Regions from separate parts of the Mus musculus genome. Here all the other regions are linked to region 3. A link is a loop called in an ENCODE intact Hi-C map of the cell type or tissue named here. Cell type or tissue: heart. All regions are shown on one strand. Region 1 holds the start of Lrrc59 (leucine rich repeat containing 59). Region 2 overlaps Lrrc59 (leucine rich repeat containing 59). Region 3 holds the start of Gm51874 (a long non-coding RNA gene).

Region 1 (8,000 bases), 88 kb after region 3:
CAAAACAAGGAAAAATCTCAAGTAATTCTAGTCCTTGTTTAGGGCAATAAAGGCAGGATAGTCCCATCAAACCACAGTCTTTCTTGTTCCTCATTGAAAGATATGTGGGAACCAACGTGGTGACTCAGGCCTGAAATCCCAGCTCTTGGGAAGCTAACACAAGAGGACTGTCTGGGCCACAGTTTATGTGATTTCAAAGCAAAAACAAAACAAACAAAAAAACAAAAACAAAAACACATGCCAGGCATGGCAGGACACACCTACAGTCCCAACACTTGAGAGGTTGAAGCAGAAAAATCAAGGCCAGCCTGGGCTACCTAAGACCTCTTTTCTGACGAAAACAACAAGCAAGAGATGGGGGATCACTTTCCCACAGAATGTAGAGCAAACTGACACAATGGTCTCTATCCCCCTTATGCAAGAGAAGTAAACTACTTTTCTCAAAAGATTAAAAGAAAAAAGAAAAAAAAAAAAACCAGGCGCCCAGCAAGTGATTCAGCCAGCTTGTGCTGGCTTCACTTGTCTATGGCCTGATTCTCCTGCTGTTCTAAAGAATGTACCTCTGAGCAAGTCACCCTCCTCTACCTGTCCCCACCGATAGCCTCAGATTCAGCTGGACCCTGTAGACCTATCCTGAAATTACACCTTATGCCCAGCCTCGCCCTGGCCACAGGAAGGCTGTTCAGGGCTCCAGGACCCAGTGCAATGTGCAAGTCTTACCGGAAGAGTACTCAGTTTATTGCAGGACAGATCCAATACCGTAGCCTTGGGAAGTGCAGCCTAGAGAGAGAGATGAGAAAAACATGTCAAACCAACACCTGGAATGATTCCGTGACATCTGCTAATGAAGCATTTTCCAGAGAATGTTCCCACAATTACCACAATTAGCAAAGGCCTTTAAAAACAATAAGGGGGGGGGGGCAGGGTGGCACATGCTGTGACCCTAGTTTTCAGAAGACAAGAGGATACCATATCTAACTTCTGCTTCACAATAACGCCCTGAGGAGGAAGAAAGGCACGAAAGTATAATGTTCTTGGGTTTAAGAAAAAAGCCAGTCAACAAAGATATAGGGAAGACTGGGAAGGGGGGTTGGGGGGTGGGGGTGAGGAGCTTGACTATAGAGTGTCCAAGGAAACCCAACCTTCTCAAGCTCCTTGGGCACTTCACGTTTTCTCTAGTGCCCCGTTATTTGGTTTCAGGGCAGGAACTGGGTCTAGTAAAGCACTGGGGTTTAATTTACTCATTTGTTCAGGTCTCTGACCACCAACATGTGTTGGTACTGAGTACCTGCTCTGGGGAGGGCCCTGGCTACAGAACAAGAGAGAAGGCCCTCATAGCCCGTCTCTAGTTCTCAGTGGTGTCCAGGACTAGAGAGGCTCTGCAGAACCGACCCTTTCTTCACCCCAAGGACAGCACTATAATGACCACATGCCTGTGGTGAAGGGGTTCCAGATAGCTTTCCTCGGGCCAGGCTCAAGTACATGTGGCCGTCTTCTGGAGAAGGACGGTGGACATGCAGTCAAGGGTCCCAGGTCCAAATCTCAGAGGTACGTCTGACCACTTTACGTGTAAAGAAGTTCCGGGTACCAGAGCAGGGAAAACACCAGCTACCTTCCAATTCTTTGTCTTATGATTTTTTTTTTTTTTTTTTTTTGGTTTTTCTAGACAGGGTTTCTCTGTATAGCCCTGGCTGTCCTGGAACTCACTCTGTAGACCAGGCTGGCCTCAAACTCAGAAATCCACCTGCCTCTGCCTCCCGAGCTCTGGGATTAAAGGCGTCCCCACCAGGCCCGGCTTGTCTTATGATTTTAACCCCCCTAAGTGTACGAGACCAGAACCATTAACACCATCTTACAAATGAGGAAATCTAGACACAAAGGTTGGCTGGTTAGCTTGCCAAGGACATCGAGCTATTGAGCAACGGGAGCTGGGAAGTGAACTGGGCATGCCATTCAAACCACCATACTACACAGCCACAAAGGGGGTGGGGGTGGGGATTCGGCCAATTGCCAAGGCCAAGTATAATCCCTTAATGGCAATAAGAAAAGTGTAGGTCATCCAAAGTGAAGCTAACATGAGACGTTAGAGCTAGGGAGCGCAGAGCTGGGTAAGCACTGATCGAGGATGTTGCTCTATGTTGGCAGCAAATTAAGTGTGTGCTGTCCCTAGGGCCTCAGGCTTCCAAATGGGATTGGGAGTGGAGGGAGATGGAGGGTGTGGCGCCATTCCGGACAGTTTCAGAGCAGCTGGGATGAGAACCTTTGCCAGTCCTGCAAAGAGATTTCACTTTCTTCAAGGAGAGCCGCCCCCAAGCTGCGAAAGCCAGCTGGGATTGCAGGCTTCTCAGGAAAAAGCTGGGTTCGGCGCCACACCCAGGTCTATCTGGAGGCCTACTTCCCGGGACCCGGTCATTCATTCATCCTCGAAACACATCCAGCAACCCTTCCCGCGGCTTTCCACTCTAAGGCCCAGCACGAAGCCGGACCTTGTTGAGAGCTCCCCAAAACCAGGACAAATTCATTACTGGCCCCGAAAAAGCCCAGGATCGGGTAGCTAGAGCGACCCTATCTCCTGGAACTGTGCCAAAGTGACACGTGTGCACCGCAATAAGAATACTGGGACCGACCGCAGCCTCCCAGGAGACCTAGTTTTTTAAAGAACGGGAAACTGAGGCTTAAGAGAGGGGCCTGCCCGCGTGGGGCCGGCGTCAGGAGTAGGTGGGCTCCCGAGGCTCGTGGGGTCGTACTGACCAGCTCCTTGACGGGGACTTCATTCAGGTCGCTGAGGCTCAGGTCCAGCTCATTGCCGTCCAGCTTGTCGCGGAGGTTCCCGCCCTTGCTACCGGCCTTGGTCATGATGACGCCGGCTAAGCGGGTCCCTGGCTCCCGGTTTCCGACGGGCAGGAGAGAGGGATGAGGGGCCGCTCGTGGGCTCGGCGGACTCACACCCAACGGACCACGCCTGCGCCTTAAGCCGCCGTCGCCTCCGCCGCCGCTGCGAGGCCTCCGCCGCCCGTCCGCTCGCCCGCCGCACTCCCAGCCCAGGGCCCCGCTCCCACCGGTGCCGCCGCGACGACGACCACTTCCGTGTCCACGTCACCTTCCGCGGCCACTGAGATGGGCTGGGCCAGAGAGGCCCGAGCGTGTACCGGCGCGCCCTCTGCCGTCCAGGCTGGCAAACTGCATCTGCGGGGCGCCACCTCCGCCGGGAGGAGCTGAGTTGCTAGACGTGGCAGTCCGGAGGCATCTGGAGCCCGAAAGGACAGAAACTGCACTTTCCATGACCTGTGTTTGCATCCCTCATAAGATCATCCCTATACTCTGAAATAGGAGCCAACTCTGAGGGTATCCTCCAAAATTTCTCCTAGCTTTCTTCCGAATTTACGGTTACTGTAAACTTCCTCTTCCTTTTCGGCTTCAGTCTTCAGCCCTCTTCTCTCCAGCCCTTTAATCTCAGCACATGAAAGATCCCTACCAATTAGAGGCCTGCCTGGTCTACATAACAAGTTCCAGGCCATGCAGGGCTACATAGCAAGAACCTGTCTGTAGTGGCTATTCCTGGTTGTCAACTTGACAATATTTGGAATGAACTACAATCCGGAATTGGAAGGCTCACCAGTGACCCTTATCTGGAGGCTTGGAGATCCTTATCTGGATCTTGGTTTGAAGATCTTGAGCCATAGTGGCTATGGATTCCAGAAGATTGAATCTCCGAGTTAAGGAACACACCTTTAATCTGGGCTATGCCTTTCATCTGGGATTAAAGGTGTGGTGGAACACACCTTTAATCTGGGCTACACCTTTTGCTGGAGACAATATAAGGACATTGGAAGAAGGGAGTCTAGCTCTTGCTCTTGCTCCTTTGCCTGCTTGCTGCGTGAGACTGAGTAACTGCTAGATCCTTGGACTTCCATTCACAGCTGCGACTGAACAATTGTTGGGAATTCGGCTGCCGACTGTAAGTCATCAATAAATTCCTTTACTATTTAGAGATTATCCATAAGTTCTGTGACTCTAGAGAACCCTGACTAATACAGAAGTTGGTACCAGGAGTGGTTCTAGAGTAACAGAAGTACAAGGATGAATCTTTTAAAATACTGGAATTGGCTTGTTGATCCACCAGCACTTTCAAATATTGAAACCTCTCCAGATTCTCTCCCTCCTGGGAGCTCAGAGAATTTTGAAGACCCATGGTTGAAACTATATTCCGAACTTAAAGAAGCTAATGCCCTTGATTTTCTTAATGAATTAGGTGATTCAGTGCACAAAGCTTTCTACAAGATGGGGAAAAAATCGAAAAATGATTTTACTGGCTGGCTGCTCTTAGTATCTGTGGAAAAAATGATGAATGAAAGGAAGGAGTTGTGTGATAAAATCGAAAGGCTCCAGACACAAGTAAACGATCTAAAAGTTGCTAAGTGTGTCCTTGAGGAGAATCTTCTCTCTTGTAGCAATAGAGCTCAAGTTGCAGAAAATCAAACAGAAACTCTCATTGTAAGGTTGGCTGAACTACAGAGAAAATTCAAGTCTCAGCCTCAGAGTGTGTCGACAGTTAAAGTAAGGGCTCTAATTGGCAAAGAATGGGATCCTACAACATGGGACGGGGATGTGTGGGAAGACCATGTTGAAGCTGAGAATTTTGAATCCTCAGATTCTCAAGGGTTTGCCCCACCTGAGGAAGTAGTACCCTCAGCCCCACCTCTTGAAATAATGCCTTCCCCACATGAGGAAATTAATTTTGCAGAGTCTGCTCACGGCCCACCAATAGTTTCTTCTAGACCTGTAACCAGACTCAAAGCAAAACAGGCTCCTAGAGGGGAGGTAGAAAGTATAGTCCATGAGGAAATTCGCTACACTACTAAGGAGCTTAATGAGTTTGCTAATTCATTCAAGCAGAAACCTGGTGAATATGTGTGGGAATGGATTTTAAGGGTGTGGGATAAGGGTGGAAGGAACATAAAACTAGAGCAGGCTGAGTTTATTGACATGGGTCCTCTGAGTAGAGATTCTAGGTTTAATACGGAAGCTCGCATAGTTAAAAAAGGTGTCAAAAGTTTGTTTGAATGGTTGGCTGAGGTGTTTATCAAAAGATGGCCTACTGGAAATGACTTGGAGATGCCTGATATTCCGTGGCTTAGTGTTGATGAAGGGATTTTAAGACTTAGGGAAATTGCAATGCTAGAGTGGATATATTGTGTAAAGCATAATTGTCCACAATGGGAAGGTCCAGAAGATATGCCTTTCACCAGCTCTATAAGACGCAAATTGGTGAGAGGGGCACCAGCACATTTGAAGGGTTTTGTTCTTTCCCTTTTCCTTGTGCCAGATCTTAGCATTGGAGATGCTTCTGCTCAATTAGATGAATTAAATTCACTGGGTTTAGTTGGATCCCGAGGTAACAAGGGCCAGGTGGCAGCATTGAATCGCCGGAGACAAGGTGATTCTAGTTATTATAATGGACAGCGTAGACAAAAGAATGTTTATAATAACATACCCAGTAATGGTCAGCACAGGAGAGGTGAAATTTATAATGGCATGACTCGCTTGGACCTTTGGTACTGGCTAATCAATCATGGTGTTTCCAGGAATGAAATACATAGGAAGCCTACTGCATATTTGTTTGATCTGTATAAGCAGAAAAATTCTCAAACAAATGAAAGAAAGGCTACATTAGATCGTGGTAAACAGCAATCTCGGCCAGTGAATCAATTTCCAGACTTGAGACAGTTTGCAGATCCGGAACCCCTTGAATGAAGGGGTGGCCAGGTTCCTCTGAGGAAGGATCTTGATAAGACACTCAAAGGTTTTGCTGTTACCCTTTCTCCAGTTCTTCCCCAGAGGGACCTACGGCCTTTTACAAGGGTAACTGTACACTGGGGAAAAGGAAATAATCAGACTTTTCGGGGTCTGCTGGATACTGGTTCTGAGTTGACACTGATCCCAGGGGATCCCAAGAAACATTGTGGCCCTCCAGTTAAAGTAGGGGCTTATGGAGGGCAGGTGATTAATGGAGTTTTGACTGATGTCCGACTCACAGTAGGTCCAGTAGGTCCCCGGACACATCCTGTGGTGATTTCCCCAGTTCCAGAATGTATAATTGGGATAGATATACTCAGAAATTGGCAGAATTCTCATATTGGTTCCCTGAACTGTAGAGTGAGGGCTATTATGGTTGGAAAGGCCAAATGGAAGCCTTTAGAGTTGCCTTTGCCAAAGAAAATAGTGAATCAAAAACAGTATCGTATTCCTGGAGGCATTGCAGAAATTACTGCCACTATCAAGGACTTGAAAGACGCAGGGGTGGTGGTTCCCACCACATCTCCGTTTAACTCTCCTATCTGGCCAGTGCAGAAAACAGATGGATCATGGAGAATGACAGTTGATTATCGAAAACTAAATCAGGTAGTAACTCCAATTGCAGCTGCTGTACCAGATGTAGTTTCGTTACTTGAGCAAATTAACACATCTCCTGGCACCTGGTATGCGGCTATTGATCTGGCAAATGCCTTCTTCTCAGTACCTGTCCATAAGGACCACCAGAAGCAATTTGCTTTCAGTTGGCAAGGCCAACAGTATACCTTCACAGTTTTGCCTCAAGGATATATTAACTCTCCTGCCCTGTGTCATAATTTAGTTAGAAGGGATCTTGATCGTTTGGATCTTCCACAAAATATCACATTGGTGCACTATATTGATGACATTATGCTGATTGGACCAAGTGAGCAGGAAGTAGCAACCACTTTGGACTCATTGGTAACACATATGCGTATCAGAGGATGGGAAATAAATCCAACCAAAATTCAAGGACCATCTACCTCAGTGAAATTCTTAGGAGTCCAGTGGTGTGGGGCATGCAGAGATATTCCTTCTAAGGTGAAAGATAAGTTATTGCACCTGGCCCCTCCTACAACCAAGAAAGAAGCACAACGTTTAGTGGGTCTATTTGGATTCTGGAGACAACACATCCCTCACTTGGGTGTGTTACTTAGGCCTATTTACCAAGTGACTCGGAAAGCTGCTAGCTTTGTGTGGGGCCTGGAACAGGAGAAGGCCCTTCAACAGGTCCAGGCTGCTGTGCAGGCTGCTCTACCACTTGGACCATATGACCCAGCAGACCCGATGGTACTTGAGGTGTCTGTGGCTGATAGAGATGCTGTTTGGAGCCTCTGGCAGGCCCCTGTAGGTGAATCACAGAAAAGACCTTTGGGATTTTGGAGCAAAGCTCTACCATCATCTGCAGACAACTATTCTCCCTTTGAAAAACAGCTCTTGGCCTGCTATTGGGCCTTAGTGGAAACTGAACGTTTGACAATAGGACACCAAGTTACTATGCGACCTGAACTACCCATCATGAGCTGGGTACTATCAGACCCTGCAAGTCATAAAGTGGGACGCGCACAGCAGCAGTCTATTATCAAATGGAAGTGGTATATACGTGATCGGGCCAGAGCAGGTCCTGAAGGCACAAGCAAGTTACATGAAGAAGTTGCTCAAATGCCTATGGTTTCTACTCCTGTTACAATGCCATCTGCTGCCAAGCATGCGCCTATAGCCTCATGGGGTGTTCCCTATGATCAACTGACCGAAGAGGAGAAGACTAGAGCCTGGTTTACTGATGGCTCTGCACGTTATGCAGGCACCACCCAGAAGTGGACAGCTGCAGCATTACAACCCCTTTCTGGGACAACCTTGAAAGACACAGGTGAAGGGAAATCTTCACAGTGGGCAGAACTTCGTGCAGTACACATGGTATTACAGTTTGTTTGCAAGAAGAAATGGCCAGATGTACGATTATTCACTGACTCATGGGCTGTAGCCAATGGATTGGCTGGATGGTCAGGCACTTGGAAAGATCACAATTGGAAAATTGGTGAGAAAGACATCTGGGGAAGAAGTATGTGGATAGATCTCTCCAAATGGGCAAAGGATGTGAAGATATTTGTGTCCCATGTAAATGCTCACCAAAAGGTGACTTCAGCCGAGGAGGAGTTCAATAATCA
Region 2 (8,000 bases), 69 kb after region 3:
ATAGAAAGCGCTATCAAATGCAGGCCTCTTCAAGGTGAGAGTATTGAGCTTTCGTTGGTATCCCCATTAAAGTTTTCCAACCCTATTTTGATAACTCTCTGTGACCTCGAAAGGTTTTGAAGCAGAGATCGTGGTAGTGTATCCTTGTGGCCATTTCGAGTTCCAGATTGAATGTGCTGAGGGCATGTCCTGTTTCTCTGATTCTCTGAACACATTTATCTTCACAAGGCTTGGCCTCATGAGCACGTCCAGTGGAGCAGCTTCAGTGACCTCACGTGTGTCTCATCTCTCCTCGTAGGCAGTTCATTTGAGAGCTCTAATGGGTTGATGGCTCTAAGAAGGTTATCCCTGTCTCGCCTCTCCACGGAGAGTGATTCTGAGGACCTGCCCACATTTGCCTTTTTGAAGAAGGAACCATCTTCAACCAACAGGAAGCCACCTCAGAGGGCGAAGAACATAGTGGTTGTCACCTCAGATTCTGAAGCCTCCTGTCCTCCATCACCAGGCCTCAAAGGTCCACCATGTGTCCCCAGTGCAGCTGGAGCTCCCCCACAAGCAGGGCCAGTCAGAGTGCTAAGCAGTAGCAGTGAGGACGAAGATGTATTTGTCCCCCTAGCTGAGAGGATCACATGTAAGCTTTTGACGAGCAAGCAGCTGTGCCCTGAGCTCTCTAGCTCCTCACTTAAAACAGGTTTGGATGGCCAAAATAATGCCAGCGCACCATGTGACTGGAAAAGGCAACCATGGCCAAAGATTCCCGATGTTCCCCTCCACGGTGCCTTAGAGAAGAGTGCTGCAAATGATGAGGACTCTCTCTTAGACGATCAGTGTCGTCAGCTTCCAACCTACCAGGCTACCTGCAGGGAGCTGGCAGTCTCCAAAACAAATTCCGACCGACCTCTACCCAAGAAGAGAACCAAGCATATTCAGACGGTCCAGAGCGGAGGCTCTCAGGGATGCTGGCGACCGGGACAGGCAAGCAGGAAGGAAAACACCCCGAGGCAGCATGAAAGAAAAAAGAAGGCAGAGATGATCAAGAGGCTCAAAGCCCAGAGGCCAGAGGAATGCCTGAAGCACATCGTGGTGGTGCTGGATCCAGGTCCTCCCAGATGCCAGCTTCCCCTGAGCCCAGATGTCTGTGTCCTAGACTCCTCCATGACCAATCCTTTCCTATCTATTGCAGTGCTTTTACAGATGGAAGGTGGGGGCCAGCTCCTGGGAGCGCTGCAGGCCATGGAGTGCAGCTGTGTGATTGAAGTCCAGGCCATACCTCGAAGCATCACTTGGAGGAGGAGGAGGACAGAGCTGGTAGAGGTAGAGCTTCTGGCTGGAGGGTCTTCTTCCCCTTAACCCGTTAGCCCTGCAGGATAAACTGCTGCATTGCCCCTGGCTGACACTCAGTGGCATAGCCGTTACTGTCCCGCAAGTCTGGAGGGATGCGGAGAGGAGGTGGTTAGCAGAACCCAGAAGAAGAATAGAGAGGAGGGTCAACTTCAGAGACACTTTGGGCTGTCCTAGAGTGGTGTAGGTATAGTGAACACCAGACGACTCTGTTATGGGGAATCCTGGGAAATACAAGCACTCGGAGTTCATTTTCTTTCCCTCCAGTTTACCACGCAGGTTCCTAGCTGAGAGCCCCAGGGTCTAAGGGATCAAGTAACATCTAGACATAGCTTAAGCGGAATGGGACAGGAAGAGGATGTATATGAAGTCCCTAGTTCTCTTGACTGGGCTTTGGGATGTCCTGGCCCCGAGGCTTGACTGCTGGACTCTGCAAGTTATCATGTGTCTTTGTGCTTTAGTTGCCTGTTGCAGAGAGAGGAGCAACTGGTAGCATCCCTTTCCCCTGCCTGAATGAGGTAATCTGACACCAGCGTTTAGTAGTCTGACCATCTCCAGCCTGAGCTCCCCTCCCCACATTACTATACTAACTGTTCCTACCATTCCTCCTCCTGTGAATCCAGCCACTCTACCGCTCGAGTTTAGAAATGAAACATTGAGATGTTTTCTGGCCCTCATAACTTCTCAGTAACAGGACAGTCACTGACACATTTAACCTGTGTTATTAGAAAAACTATATTCATAGCTGAGCATAGTGGCACATGCCTTTACTCCCAGCACTCAGCAGGCAGAAGCAGGTGGATCTCTGTGAGTCTATAGAAACCAGGCTGGTTTACATAGGGGGAATCAGACTAGTGATCTCACTACATAGTAAAACCCTGTCTCAAAAACAAACAACAAAACCCCTTGTATTAATAGAACAGTTGATCTTTGAAGACACCACACGATCTGTCATGTTCTTCCTCCTCTTCTTTCTTTCTTTCTTTCTTTCTTTCTTTCTTTCTTTCTTCTTCTTCTTCTTCTTCTTCTTCTTCTTCTTCTTCTTCTTCTTCTTCTTCTTCTTCTTCTTCTTCTTCTTCTTCTTCTTCTTTCTCCTCCTCCTCTTCTTCCTCCTTCTCTTCCTCCTCTTCCTCCTCCTACAGGGTCTCTCTATGTAGCCCTGGCTAGCTTCAAACTCAAAACCACCTGCCTCTGCATCCCTAGTGTCTGTCAATCCTTTCTTGTTCATATTTTTAATTTGATTGATTGGTTGACTGATTGATTCATTCATTAAGAGAGACAGGGTTCCTTCTATGTAGCTCTGGCTTCCCCGGAACTCTCTAGGCAAGGCTGGCCTTGACCTTACAGAGGTCTCCCTCCCTATGCCTCCTAAAAGCTGGAATTAAAGGCGTGTGCCATGACTCCCAGCTTTAAAAAAAAAAAAAAAAAGTATCACAGTTGTGTATAGATCAGTGGACAAGTCTATGGTATCACATTTCTCCTTCTACCTTTATGTTGTATTGATCCTGGTGTTGAACCCTGATCACCAGTTTTATGTGGCAAGGACATTTAGCCACTGATTATATTGCCCATCCTGTTTCTAGTCTGACTTTGAGATGCAGTGAGCCAGTTGAGTGGGGAGGGCTAGGATCACAGGTGCCACCATGACTTTCCAAGGCTATTCCATAGAGCCATTCATCCAGAAGATGCAGCCCGCCCACAGGAATCACGCCTGCTGACCTCCTTGCTGTGCTGTGCTCTGGTCTTGACAGGATGGAGATGACTGGATGGAAGAGCCAACAATCCTGGTGTTGGTCCTGGCAGAGGTCTTCATGTCCATGGCCTACAACTTAAAGCAGGTAGGTGGGGTCAGGCATGGAATGGTGCCAGCCTCTACCCGAGGAGCCAGTGTCAATGCCCTTTCTGCCTCTTCATGCAGGCAAGTCCTAGCAGCACCGAGAAAGGGAAGGAGACCCTTCGGAGCTTTGTAACTGATGTCACAGCAAAGACGGGGAAAGCATTGTCACTGGTGATTGTGGACCAGGAGAAATGCTTCAGGTATGGATATGCACTGAAGATAGAGGCCTTAAAGGGACAGCTCACGGGTTATCAAGGGGAGATCATTCACCCTGGCTACAAGTCGTTCTGCAAGATGGTGTCCCTGACCAGCTGTGGGATGTGCTGGTCAATTGTCCTGCAACATTTCTGCCTGGGCTCAGGTTGGGGCTATTCTGATTTCCCACTCTGCTCCAGGCCTCAGAATCCCCCGAGGAGAAGGAAATCAGGAATGGCAAATAAACAGGCCAAAGCGAAGCATCAGCAGAGGCAAGAGTCTAGCACGGGACTCATGGTGTCCAGGGCAGACATGGAGAAGGTAAGGGCTTTCTGTAGTCTGCGCAGGTGAGTGCTCACGGGTTCTAAGTAGGTCTCCAACAGACTGAATAAAAGGCTCAGCAGCACTGCTGCCTGCCTTGAACTGAGTAAGAAAGCAGGATAAATGGAGCCCAGAGGTTGAGTGTAGCTTCAGGGAACATCGAGATGACTTCCAAACAGTGCCTCCACTCTCCCAGTCCATTGTTGCCTTCGGGTTTCTAGGCACTGGTGGATCTGCAGCTTTATACAGAAGCCCAGGCGTGGATGGTGCAGAGCTGGAAGGAGCTGGCGGACTTCACCTGTGCATTTACAAAGGCTGTGGCTGAAGCACCCTTCAAGTGAGTGACCCTCCAAGTGCCCCCTGCACAGCAGGTCTTGCTTTTCCCTTGGTTCTTGCTGCCAGAGAAAATGTGCCTTTCTCCTAAACTCTGCCACCAGCCCAGTGTGTCTTTTGAGGCAGACGCCAATCTGATGCTGGAGATTCAGAGCAAGAGCCTCACATCTCGGAGGCTGGAGAGATGGCTCAGTGGTTAAGAACACGCGTTGTTCTTGCACAGGACTCAGACTGTTCCTAGCACCCACGTGGTAGTTCACAACTGTCTGGGACTCCATTTTTAAGGGATTTAACACCCTCTGCTGGCCTGTGAGGTCAAAAGTGATGCACACATATATGTGAAGGCAAACACTCATATACGGAACATTAAAATGAAAATAAATCTTAAAAACAAAGGCTTCAATTCCAGCCTTTATAGAAATATTCTCTAAGTTGATGCTGTTACCAGGATTCACTCAGGTCAAATTTTCAGTGAACCTAGTCAGAGGAAACCTGTTTTATTTTATTTTGAGATTGAGTTGCTTTAAGCTCCCAGCAAGTGAGAACCTGAACTAGATTCCAAATTGCCCAATACCCAGTCCCCATGCCTGCTCCTTGGCAGTACCACCCCATCTTAACAGTGACACACACACACTCAACACACATGCATACACGCATACACACGCACACACGATGATGTCCATACAAGGGACTAGATGAAGGGGTTGTTTTCTAACCTTTTTGTGTGTGTATGCACATCCATCCTTACCAGAGGATGCAGGAACTCCTTTGCCACTGCCTGTGTAGGAATTATTGGCCTGTGCGTCAAGGAATTCAGTCTCCACATCCCATCTCACTGTAAGCTCGTGTTATAGATGCACCAAGCACTTTACCCACTCAATTATGCCCTCAGGCCCCAGATTCAATTTTACTTTCTTTTCATCTGTTTAGGTGTTTTGCCTGCATGTGTCTGTGCACAATGTGTGTGTAGTGCCTGAGGGCAGAAGAGGGCATGGGATCCCCTGGAAAGGGAGTCAGGTGGTAATTAGTGCTGGAATCAAATCTGGTACTCTAGAAGAGCAGTCAGGGCTCTTAATTGCTGAGCCATCATCTCTCCAGCTCCACTAAAATGCAATTTTTAAAGGAACCTGCAACCAAAACTATGCATGAGAACAAAAAGAGACTCAAACTGGCCCAATGTAACATTAAGTCTACACCCAGGTTACTGGAGAAGGTTTTAGGGTTTAGTTCAGTTAAAGGGACAAATAAGTAGGGGAGAGGAACTCAAGTCTCCAGTGGTGCCCTTGCAGGAAGCTCCGGGATCAAGTCACCTTTTCCTTCTTCCTGGAGAAAGACTGGGCTGGAGGGATGAAAGTGGACCAGTCCGGCAGGGGACTGGCACTGATCTGGAGGCGGCAGATCCAGCAGCTGAACCGAGTCAGCTCGGAGATGGCCAGTGCTATTGTGGACGCCTATCCCTCACCACAGCTCCTGGTGCAGGTATGCTATGGGTGCAGGTATGCTATGGGTGACCTTGCTCTCCAAACATCGAGAGGCCAGGAATGTAGGTCAGCAGTGTGGACTGTGAGCCTGAGAAAGGCCAGGTTCTCCTGCCTGAACTTGCCCTTTCTAACCTCCTAACCAGGGGATGGTCATGGACGGGTGGTACGATGAGTGGCATGGTGTTAAGAGGTCACTTATCATTTCCAGGCTTATCAGCGGTGTTTCTCTGAGCAAGAACGTCAGAATTTGCTGGCTGACATACAAGTGCGACGTGGGGAAGGTGTGACAGCCACCTCCCGCCGTGTTGGGCCAGAATTATCCAGGCGGATCTACCTTCAAATGACCACAGCGCAACCAGATCTCATCTTAGACAGTGTTGACTGATATCCCACCTTGGCTATTGACAGTAGACAGGCCAGAAGTACCTCCTTGGTACAGTTAGGGAGCAAGTCTCTCATCTCTGGGAACAGAGAAGGCTGAGTCACTTGAATCTACCTCCACCATAGCACTCATGTTCCTCTCCCGGCAAGCGAGATGCCATGGACAGCCATCCCACCCCATCCCAGTTGACCCTCACAGCACAAAGGAGAAAGGCAGACCACTCAGACATGGATTTAATAATTGTAGAAATCCAAGAAATAAGCATCAAATCTCGAAGTCAGAGTGAACTCTTGCCTGCGGGTTGGCTTGACTACGCCCAGCCACTGAGCTGCCTCAACCAGCTAGGGAGCTATGATGAGGCTGACTCCTGTTTTCATGATGTCACCATATGTATGTAGTATGTATTTTGTCTCAATAAAGCCTTTGTACCAATGGCTGTGGAGCTTGGAGGAAGACTAAAGGAGCGTGTAGTGATGCTGAGGAGGTGATGCTGAGGAGGTGTGGGCCTACATGGCAGAACTGTCTGGGGAGGAAAAATCCAAGGCCTTTCTTCCAGTGTCAGGACAGTTTTGAATGGCAGACCTATCCAGATGGGCCACTAGGGCTACACTGCTGAACTATGACAGGTCCTTGCTCCTCTAGGGAGCTTGCAAATGGGAGTTTTTAGCAAGTAAGCACCGAGACACAGTTGTTTCTGATCCCTTCATGCAGCTGTTGTGAAGAGACTGGGAAAGGGGAGAATGCTTTCTTGTAGCAGCAGGGAGGTGGGCGGCTCTGCCCTGGTTGTGCTAATGTTTAGTTATGTATCACTCTGCAGCGCCACCATGTGACTTTGTTTCCCTTTGACTCCCACTGTTCTCTTCCTTCCTTCCCTTCTGTTACAGGTCCAGAATCAACTCTAAACCTGCTTCCATGAAGTCAAGTTTCTAGGTTGCCTTTGAGGTATTTCATCACACCGAGTGCTAGTGGAGCAGCCACAGTACGGCTTTGCAGAGTTCCCTCTGCTTCCAGGCCATTCGGGAGTTAATGCTCTAAAACTGAGGCAAGGAACCCGGCCTGCTGCCATTTTGTGGAAGCCATTTAAAAGTTGAGGCAAAATTCCACAGGAGTTAAGTTTCCCAGGACCCTGATGATATGAGATCTATTTGTGGGTGGTAAGACTGTTATGAAAGATTCGCTTTAGCTGAGACAACTCTGGTGTGAGTTCATCCTCTTGGGTATTATATAGGAGGTCGAATGACATAAAGGGAAGGAGGAAAACTGGAATGAGAGCCTGGTTGTGCCTCAGACTAGCCTGAACACTGCTGGCAAGTCATGGATGAGACGGCACCTCCTGCCTCAACATGTGACACTGGACCAAACAGCCAGACATTTTGGATATTGCTAAACTGCTTGACTGACTGAATCTTTAAAGAAACGTATTACGTCACCTTCCCAGCTTAGGCTGGGTTACCCAGTATTGCTAGTCCTCTAATCCCAGTAACACACTGCCCTCCGATTGTCCTGGTTACCCAGGGAGGAATGAAAGAAAGGGTTTATGACATACAAAAGTATAAATGTAGTGACAGCTGACCATTTAGTAGAAAGGAACCTTGCCTTACACAGCTTTGTATAACTAGAAAAGCCTATGCCTTCTCTCTCCCCACCCCTAAGCCTACTCCTTTAGGCATGCAGGTAACTCTTCCTCCCCCCTCTCCATTTCTCCTCATTCCACCAGGGAACCCTGACTATGGAACAGAAGTCCTACAAAGGGGAGATCTCAAGTACCACCAGCAGCCATGTGATGATGGCAGGTAGGTCTGACGCTAAAAAGAGGTTGTGTCCAGCAGAACCCAATTCCATAGGAATCCAAGCTCCAAGGCTGGGAGGCAGCGGGTGCTGAGGGTGAGCTCACTGCTGGGAGTCGGTTTGCAGGACCCACTGGAGGATCTCATGATGACGCAGGCCCTGGACCGCATTGTCGTAGATGGTGTTCACGCTGGTGCAGAGGGGCTGCTGGTGCAGCCCTGTCACCCGGCATACAACCAGCCCTCCTGCTACACACAGCAGCAGGAGCAACAGCAACACCTTCAGCACAGCCCAGGAGCGAGTGTGTTTTCGGGGTGGTGGC
Region 3 (8,000 bases):
TAACTGCTCTTCCAGAGGTCCTGAGTTCAATTCCCAGCAACCACATGGTGGCTCACAACCATCTGTAATGGATTCTGGTGTGTCTGAAGACAGCTACAGTGTACTCATATACATATAATAAATAAATAATTAAAGAAAAAGAAAGAAAGAAAAAACCATGTCCTATAAAGAGAGAGAAAACAGGCTGGAGAGATCATTAAGAGCACTTGTTCTTCCAGAGGACCTGGGTTTGAATCCTAGTACCCTGGTGGCAGCTCACAATAAATAGTTCAAAGCCAGTTCCAGGGGATCCAGCACCACCTTCTGGCCTCCACAGGCCCTAAGCACACATGTGGTGCACAGACACATGCACAGGCAAAACACTCACACATATAAAATAAAAGAAATAATCCTTAAGCCAGGCATGGTGGCGCATGCCTTTAATCCCAGCACTCGGGAGGCAGAGGCAGAATTACTGAGTTTGAGGCCAGCCTGGTCTACAGAGTGAGTTCCAGGACAGCCAGGGCTACACAGAGAAACCTTGTCTCAAAAAAACAAAAAAGAAAAGAAATAATTCTTAAGACACACACACACACACACACACACACACAGAGAGAGAGAGAGAGAGAGAGAGAGAGAGAGAGAGAGAGAGAGGCTGTGAGCTAGAGACGACTCAGTGGTTAAGAGCAGACTAGAGTTCAGTTCCCAGCACTCTGGAGTGGCTTACAGCTGCCTGTAGCTCCAGGGACTTGGTACTTTAAAAAAAAAATCTAAAAAAAAGAAACGCAGGGCACACTGGAGAGTGGTGGCTTAGTTAGTAGTGTTTGCTGCGCAAGCGTGAGGAACCGTGTCTGGATCTCCAGACCCCACAGACAAAGCTAAGTATAGCAATGTATGCCTAGAGTGCTAGTGTTAAAGAGAAACAGGGTTTCTCTGTGTAGCCTGGCCAGGCAAACTAGTGAGCTCCAGGTTCAGCGAGAGATCTTGGTTCAAAAGATAAGGCAGAGAAAGATGGAGAAAACCATGAATAGTCAACCTCTGGCCTCCACATGTTCTGGAGTATACATGGACATGCACATATATGTACACACACACACAGAGGGGGGTATAAAACTTGCTCAAATATACAGCAACAGTGTTTTATGTGCTACACCTCTGGAGTCCAAGGAGACTTTGGGTGACCACCCCAGCCACTACACAGGAAGTGGTTTCTCCAGCCTAGCCCAAGGCATTCTGGGTAGACTCCATCTAGCTGATTCATACACAGGTGTTGATCTGCATCAACAAAATCCCAAACCACATTTATTTAAACAACAGAAGACATCTAAACACCCTCAGGAGAGGGACTGTCTCTGCTAGAATCATCCCGCCCTTCTGTGTGGCTGACAAAATGGTTCAACCTTAATCTCCAAGGGGCCCCTTGATCGTGTAGAGATGGGGGACTCTCCTGCACTGTTGGGCTTTTCTGCACTGGTGCCTTCCATTCTTTGTTGTGTGTGACGTTTACCTTCATCTCAAAGCAGCTGTGTTTCTCTCTAGGTACACACAAAAAGGCAGGCTCCCACCATCCCAGCCGGCCTTTATACGTTTTTCCGGTTAAAGGTGTAGTTCCCTTATCAAATCTCTGTTAAACTGCACGGGAGGACAGCTGACCTGTCTCATGGAGGGCCTTTTCCACCTTGTTATCACGAAAGGTCAGGCAGTTCTCAATCCAATGGTGTCATATGCACTATAGATGCATAGCTAACTGCCTCTCTATTCTACCAGACCAGTTCTTCCAGATCTTGGTTGAAAGCCCAGGCACAGGCTGGTAATCTTTCACTCTCCCTTCAGGTCACAAAACAAAGCTAAACTAGTTGTGAAACTAGTTAGTTGTGAAATGTAAGGAGGAAAGCACCATTTCTCCATCCGGGTGATGCTTCTCTGTGTCATCATAGAGTATAGCTTTCCCCAACCCCGCCCCAAGCCAGGCACTGTGCTTCTAGGCAAGCCCTCTAGCATTGAACCAAAGCCCTATCCCTGTTGTATTCTTTGGCCTAAGAACTATTTTGAGCTACAGATAGCTGAGCTAGGAAACACATTCAGACATTCCCAGGAGATGATGAGAGTCTACTCCAAGTCTCCATAAAGCAAACCATAAAGTAAGCCACAGGAACATTTTTTGTTTCCTAAACAAATAAACAAATGAAAACTCCTGTTCATGCCATGTGCCATGTGGTTGTCAGCTAAGTGTGAAATAGCATTTTGTCTATGAAAAAAAAAAGCAAAGTTCATTAAAAAATATATTACAGGGCCGTTGGCACAGGCTGTGTTGTCACAAACTAGAGTACTCTGGAAAGAGGGAACTTCAACTGTGGAATGGCTTCTATCCACTGGCCTGTGGGCGCGTCTGCGGGCATGTTCCAGATTGTTGGTTGGTGTTTCAGTTTGTTGCTATGAGTCCTAATGCTAAGTACTGGCGCCCTGGTTGCCCCTAGAGACCAGGAGATTCTAAGTAACTGTGTCCCCCAGGGGAAGTAGCCATAATAGCATAGAGGGTAGATATCTGCTTAGCTCCAGTGCTGATTGAGGCTTATTTTATATGTATGTGTGTGTATATATACATACACACACACACCCCACACACATACACACCCACACACACATATATGCATGCATTAACTAGAAGTGTAATATGAAAGAAATAAGAAAGTATATGGTATACAGTACAGGCCTATAATTCCAGTACTCTGGAGGCTGGGGCAGGAGGATCAAGAGTTTGAGGCTAGCCTGGACTACATAGTGACTCTGTGTCAAAAAAAAAAAAAAAAAAAAAAAGCACTATTTTGAGTAGGGAACTGTGCACATACCTTAGTCCCAGTGCTTGGGAGGGTGACTCAAGAGGGTTCCAAGTTTGAGCCCAGCCTCTGCTACATTGTAAGCCCTTGTCTCAAAGATTCTTAAGTTATTTGAACATGATTTGAACATACTTGCCACATTCCGAGGTGTGGTCCAGTCACCTGCAGCAATGCTCTTAGCGGAAACTTCCCAGGAGTGGGAGCGTGCTGCGGCTTCTCCGCTGGCTTCTGGCCTTGCCCTGCTCAGTTCTGTTTGCAGACCGTTAGTTCCTTTGCTTCAACCTCAGGAAGCCGCTTTTTCTTCTGCAGCCTCCTGACCTCTCCCAGCCTTCACGGAACCGAAGAGAGCTATGGCTTTGATCTGGATTAGGCTTGAACACCAAGGGAATGTTCTGGCAGGTTTTATCTCCCACCCAGACCACTAAAGCTTTCACTCATCAGCAAGAAGCCTGTCCTACTTTCTTATCGTCGCCATGTTGACTGGAAATACATTCTTAATTTCCTTCCAAACTCTTCCTTTGTACCCATAACTAGGCTGTTTGCATAAGAGGCCTGGCTTTCGGGATATCTGAACCGTCAGTATGCTTCCCCCCACCCCCACCCCCACCCCCACCCCCACCCCCGCTAAGCCTAATCATTCCTAGCTTTTTATTTGAAGTGACAGACGTGTGGCTTTTCCTTTCCCTGGAGCATTTGGAGGCCACCGTAGGGTTATTAACCGACCTCATTTCAACTTTGTTGTGTCTGGCATGGGGGAGGCTTGAGGGGAGTCTCCGGGGAGAAGAAGGGAGAGGCAACCGGTAGGTGGAGCCATCAGAACACACAGCAATTATCTATTAACTCTTCAGCCCCAATGTGGGCGCAGTCCGTAGCACTCCAAAGCAACTACAGTAGCTTCAAAGGTCACTGATTGCAGGTCATGATAAATATAGCAATAATGGAAAACTCTGAAACTCCGTGACAGTCACCAGGACCAGAAGAGAGCACCTGGGGTCGGAAAGACATCGGCAGACACCCAGGCAGGATGCTGTAAACCCTCTAACTGTGTGTGTGTGGGGGGGGGGGGGGCTGTCAAAACAAGACATCACCACAGTATTTGAAGAGTACAATAAGATGAGCTATGTCAGTCCCACTGTTCTCTGCGCCCCCTTGCTTGCCTATGGGTATTGTATTTGTTTGCTTGTTTGTTTGTTTAGATACAAACCAGCTTAATTTAAGCTGGCCTCAAATTGCTATGTAACGAAGGATGGCTCTGAACTCCTGCTCCTCCTGCCTCTGCCCTGAGTGCTGGGATTTGGGGCATGTGCCACCATGCCAAGTTTTTGCAGTGCTGGAGATTAAGCCCTGGGCTTTGAACATTGCAATGAACCAATGGAGGTTCTCCTTGGCCCGGGATGTATGTTTATTGACAAAGGTCCTACTTCCTCTCACTTCCTCCTACTTCCCTCTACCTGGAAAAAGGGAACTGTTAATCAGGGATAACTCTAGACCCTTCCCAGCTCAGAGGACTCTAACTCTCCTTCTCTACCATCTCCTTGCCTTCTCATGATTTTTGACCCCTTGAGACTCCTCTCTCTCTCTCTCTCTCTCTCTCTCTCTCTCTCTCTCTCTCTCTCTCATATCTCTCTTTTGTTTGCTCAATGGTGGGACTGGAATGGGCTGTCCCCAAACTCCTTTTAACAGGATTCCTCCCAACTCCTAGGAATTCTGCCATCTCCCTGGGGTTGCTGCCTCAACCCAGACCATCTCTCATTTTATGGGACAGAAAAAAAAAATGGTTTTTTTGTTTGTAAAATAGCTGTTTGGGTAGGGGGGTGCCACCTCCAATGTCTTAGATTCCTGTATACGCAAACAGAAACCCCAAGCCGTACAATGTAAATTTGCTCCATCTGAAGCCACCCACTGACTTGTAACTAAGGGATTTTCCCACTTAAATCAATCAAATATATTCTTTGTCTTGTCTCCACAAATCCCTTCTAAAACCTTCCTCAGCCCGCCCACTCCAGGGAGCCTGAACACTTTCTGCCTGGTGTTGCCTGATTCATGGGCACTGAATGCGCAAGTAAACTCATTGAATTTCAAATATGTCTAAGTTTACCATGGGATGAAACCTGCCTAGAGACATCCTTACCCACTCCTGCTGGGCGGTCAGGTCCCTCCCCTTCCCTTAGTCAGGTGTTATTTCTGATAAAACCTCCCATGACAAACTATCCCTGCATCTGCTAGCCAAAGAAGTCAACCCCAGAGATGAACCCAGGTCCTTCACCCAGATCCTTCACCTCTTCTTCTCCCATATGATCCCAGTCAAGAACAGAGACAGAGGGCTGGAGAGATGGCTCAGTCGTTAAGAGCACTGACTGTTCTTCCAGAGGTCCTGAGTTCAAATCCCAGCAACCACATGGTGGCTCACAACCATCTGTAATGGGGATCTGATGCCCTTGGTGTGTCTGAAGATAGTGACAGTGTACTCACATACATAAAAATAAGTAAGTTTAAAAAAATTTTAAAAAGAAAGAAAGAAAGAAAGAAAGAAAGAAAGGAAGGAAGGAAGAAAGGAAGGAAGGAAGAAAGAAAGAACAAACAGAGACAGAGGAAGAAAAGTAAGAAGGCTCTATAGTGATACTCACAGTGTCTATGCTCTGGTGACTTGGCACACGTTTGAAGTTCGTCTTGTCCCTTGGCAGAAACATTTTGTCTCAGGACCATCCACACAGACTTCTGAAAAGATTAAGCTTGTCGCATTGCCTCCTGCCGCTCCACCTTGCACAGCTCATAGTGTCACGGAGAGGAAAGGTCAGGAAAAGGTGGGAAGATTGGCTTAGAGCAGGCTGTGGGAGGGAACAGAGAGTTGGCTTGCTCAAGGCTCTGTAAGGATCATAATGCAACCACCAAAACTGATGTGAGAGGTCTCCGGTTTCACCCTCAGTAATAGAGAGAGGTGGGTGGGGGAGAGAGAGAGAGAGAGAGAGAGAGAGAGAGAGAGAGAGAAGGGAGGGAGAAGAGAAGAGAAGAGAAGAGAAGAGAAGAGAAGAGAAGAGAAGAGAAGAGAAGGGAAGAATGGTAGATCCTTCTACCAGAGAGAGACTGCAGCCTAGGGGAGCCTGCCTTAAACTTGAAAGGACCAGAATTGAGGAGAAATAGTGAGACTATTTCCCTGCAGACAATGGTAGTGGCCAGGAGTTCAAGGTCACACCTGAACTGTCACAGGGTAAGCAGCACTCTTTACATGTACACATTCAAACAAAAAGCTCGCCTAGTAGGACATGTGTCTAGCAATGTCTTAGTCACTGTTCTATTGTTGTGGAGAGACCCCACGATCAAGGTGAATTGCATTAAACTGGGGCCTTGCTTGCAGTTTTAGAGGATCAGTCCATGACCATTGTGGCTGGAAGGCACACAGGTGTGATGCTGGAGCAATAGCTAAGATTGTTTCATCCTGATCTGCAGGCAGCAGGCAGACTGGGCGTGGCATGGGGTTTTGAAACCTTAAAGCCCACACTCCCAGTAACACATCTCTTTCAACAAGGCCACACACCTATTCCACCAAGGCCACACCTCCTAATCCTTCCCAAATAGTTCCACTAACTGGGGACCAAGCATTCGAATATATAGCAGTAAATGGAAGCCATTATTCAAATTACCACAATGGGGAGCGGGTAGGTACTGTAAAGTACACAGATAAAATAGAATAATTGCAAATCTGAGAGGTCTAGGTAGACTGTGGAAGTTACAATGACGTGAACTGAGGCACATAATGAATTCAGATTGCACATCTGAATGGAGAAAATGGGGCATGGAAGGAAGTGGGGGTAGGATGGTGTGATCTGGAGTCATCCAAGGGTACCCAGCCTGCTCCAGAGACGCATAGCCCCGGAGGGAGGGGGACTCATCCCAGGGACCTCTGAAGTTGCTTCACATCTTCAGGGGAAGGTAAAGCAGGTCAGGAGGTGGAAAGATACACGCGTCATCTTCATTTCCCAGAACGGGGCTGAGAGGTTGAGGCCACCAAGCCTGTCAGACAAAGCTCACGACACCTTTGATTTCAGAATGAACTCAAAACCAAAGACCCAAATTGAGCCCCGACTTTGTATCCAGCAGGGCGTGAATCATCCGACAGATGGTGGGGGTGCGTTTAGAGAGCCTCAGAGGGAGCAAGAGCGGCCCCTCAGATGGCCCTGTGGTGCCAAGCTGTTCTCGACCCAGAGCAGGCTAAGCATGGGGGGAGTTTGTGGGTTCTGCTCTTTCTGGCTTCAGGGAGCAGCTGCAACTTTGCAAATTCAAGTAATTGAGAGAGAGAGAGAGAGAGAGAGAGAGAGAGAGAGAGAGAGAGAGAGAGAAGAATCCAGATGTTAGTATTTAGCGCAGCCTGGGTCACATGTAGACTCTGAAGCAGGAGTGGGGACTGGGGGCTGAGCAGAAACTGACAGCGCCCCCAGGAAGGCTAGAAGTGGATGAATTTGCTCCAAGGGACAGGGGACTGCTGCCAACAAACAGCACAGGAAACCTGAGGTTATCCCAGCCTCAAGAGTCCCTGCAGGCTGTTAACGGAATGCAGGGAAGGAAGAATTCTCTCTCTTATTTGTAACTGCATAGACATTGAGTATTCCAGCGCCCATTGCCTTGTATGCTGCATTTTGTCACCTGCAATCAAATGCATCCTAAGTGTTTTCTGAGGAGCATAAGAGTGGAGCAGGGTTGTTTTGCCTTTAATCTTAGCATCCACCCCACGTGTTTCACCATAGTGTTTTGGTAGAACTTTAACATATTCTAAAAGGCGGTGCTTTTATTCTATTCTGTTTGATTGTGGTCAAAATTCTGCCTCTTCATTCTAACTTACAATGGACATGGAAAGCTAGGCTCCTGGTGACTAATTGAATTTTGTCTTTTCCACACTGAAAGCCTTTTTCCAAAATGAACGGCCAGCCCCCAGCATGTATGTAGCAGAGGACGGCCTTGTCTGGCCTCAGTGGGAGAGGATGCACCCAATCCTGCAGAGACTTGATGTCCCAGGGAGGGGGTGCCCAAAGAGTGGGGACACCCTCTCAGAGGCAGAGGGGAGGAGAGTGGGAGTAGAACTCTGGGAGGGGGGACCAAGAGGCAGGGCAACATTTGGGATGTAAACAATAATTAATTAGTTAATTAATTAATTTTTAAAATAAGAATAAAAAGAAAGTATGGTGGAAT

The links. A loop is a pair of places that touch in the nucleus more often than their neighbours do. Peaks named below come from ENCODE experiments on the same cell type or tissue, not always from the same donor. Only the 100,000 strongest peaks of a DNase experiment are listed, where the experiment ranks them.
Region 1: it touches region 3 in a loop (4-fold over the local background); 12 of 42 quality-filtered maps call a loop at or near these places.
Region 2: a loop joins it to region 3, with 2.5 times the contacts of the local background. A loop is called at or near these places in 12 of 42 quality-filtered maps.

Annotation. Positions count from the first base shown.
Region 1 is chr11:94,624,861-94,632,860 of GRCm38, reverse strand. It overlaps Lrrc59 (leucine rich repeat containing 59), which reads right to left and starts at 3,084. Exons shown (of 7, transcript NM_133807.2): 1 at 2,752-3,084; 2 at 721-780. The coding sequence starts at 2,856. In heart, a CTCF peak has its summit at 3,165 (motif pointing left); DNase peaks (open chromatin) are centred at 1,970, 2,300 and 3,110; H3K4me3 peaks cover 2,299 bases; H3K27ac peaks cover 1,729 bases.
Region 2 is chr11:94,643,322-94,651,321 of GRCm38, reverse strand. Lrrc59 (leucine rich repeat containing 59) reads right to left here. Exons shown (of 7, transcript NM_133807.2): 7 at 6,099-8,000. The coding sequence ends at 7,781. Eme1 (essential meiotic structure-specific endonuclease 1) reads left to right here. Exons shown (of 9, transcript NM_177752.5): 2 at 299-1,099; 3 at 1,184-1,314; 4 at 3,093-3,179; 5 at 3,260-3,378; 6 at 3,574-3,694; 7 at 3,916-4,031; 8 at 5,317-5,506; 9 at 5,717-6,350. The coding sequence starts at 328. The coding sequence ends at 5,893. Among named protein-coding and RNA genes, the nearest start is that of Eme1, 6.4 kb to the left of the region's middle. In heart, no CTCF peak of the experiment used is centred here; no DNase peak of the experiment used is centred here.
Region 3 is chr11:94,712,652-94,720,651 of GRCm38, reverse strand. Gm51874 (a long non-coding RNA gene) reads right to left here and starts at 3,391. Exons shown (of 2, transcript XR_003949593.1): 1 at 2,949-3,391. In heart, a CTCF peak has its summit at 3,635 (motif pointing right); a DNase peak (open chromatin) is centred at 3,611; H3K4me3 peaks cover 505 bases; H3K27ac peaks cover 695 bases; H3K27me3 peaks cover 2,019 bases.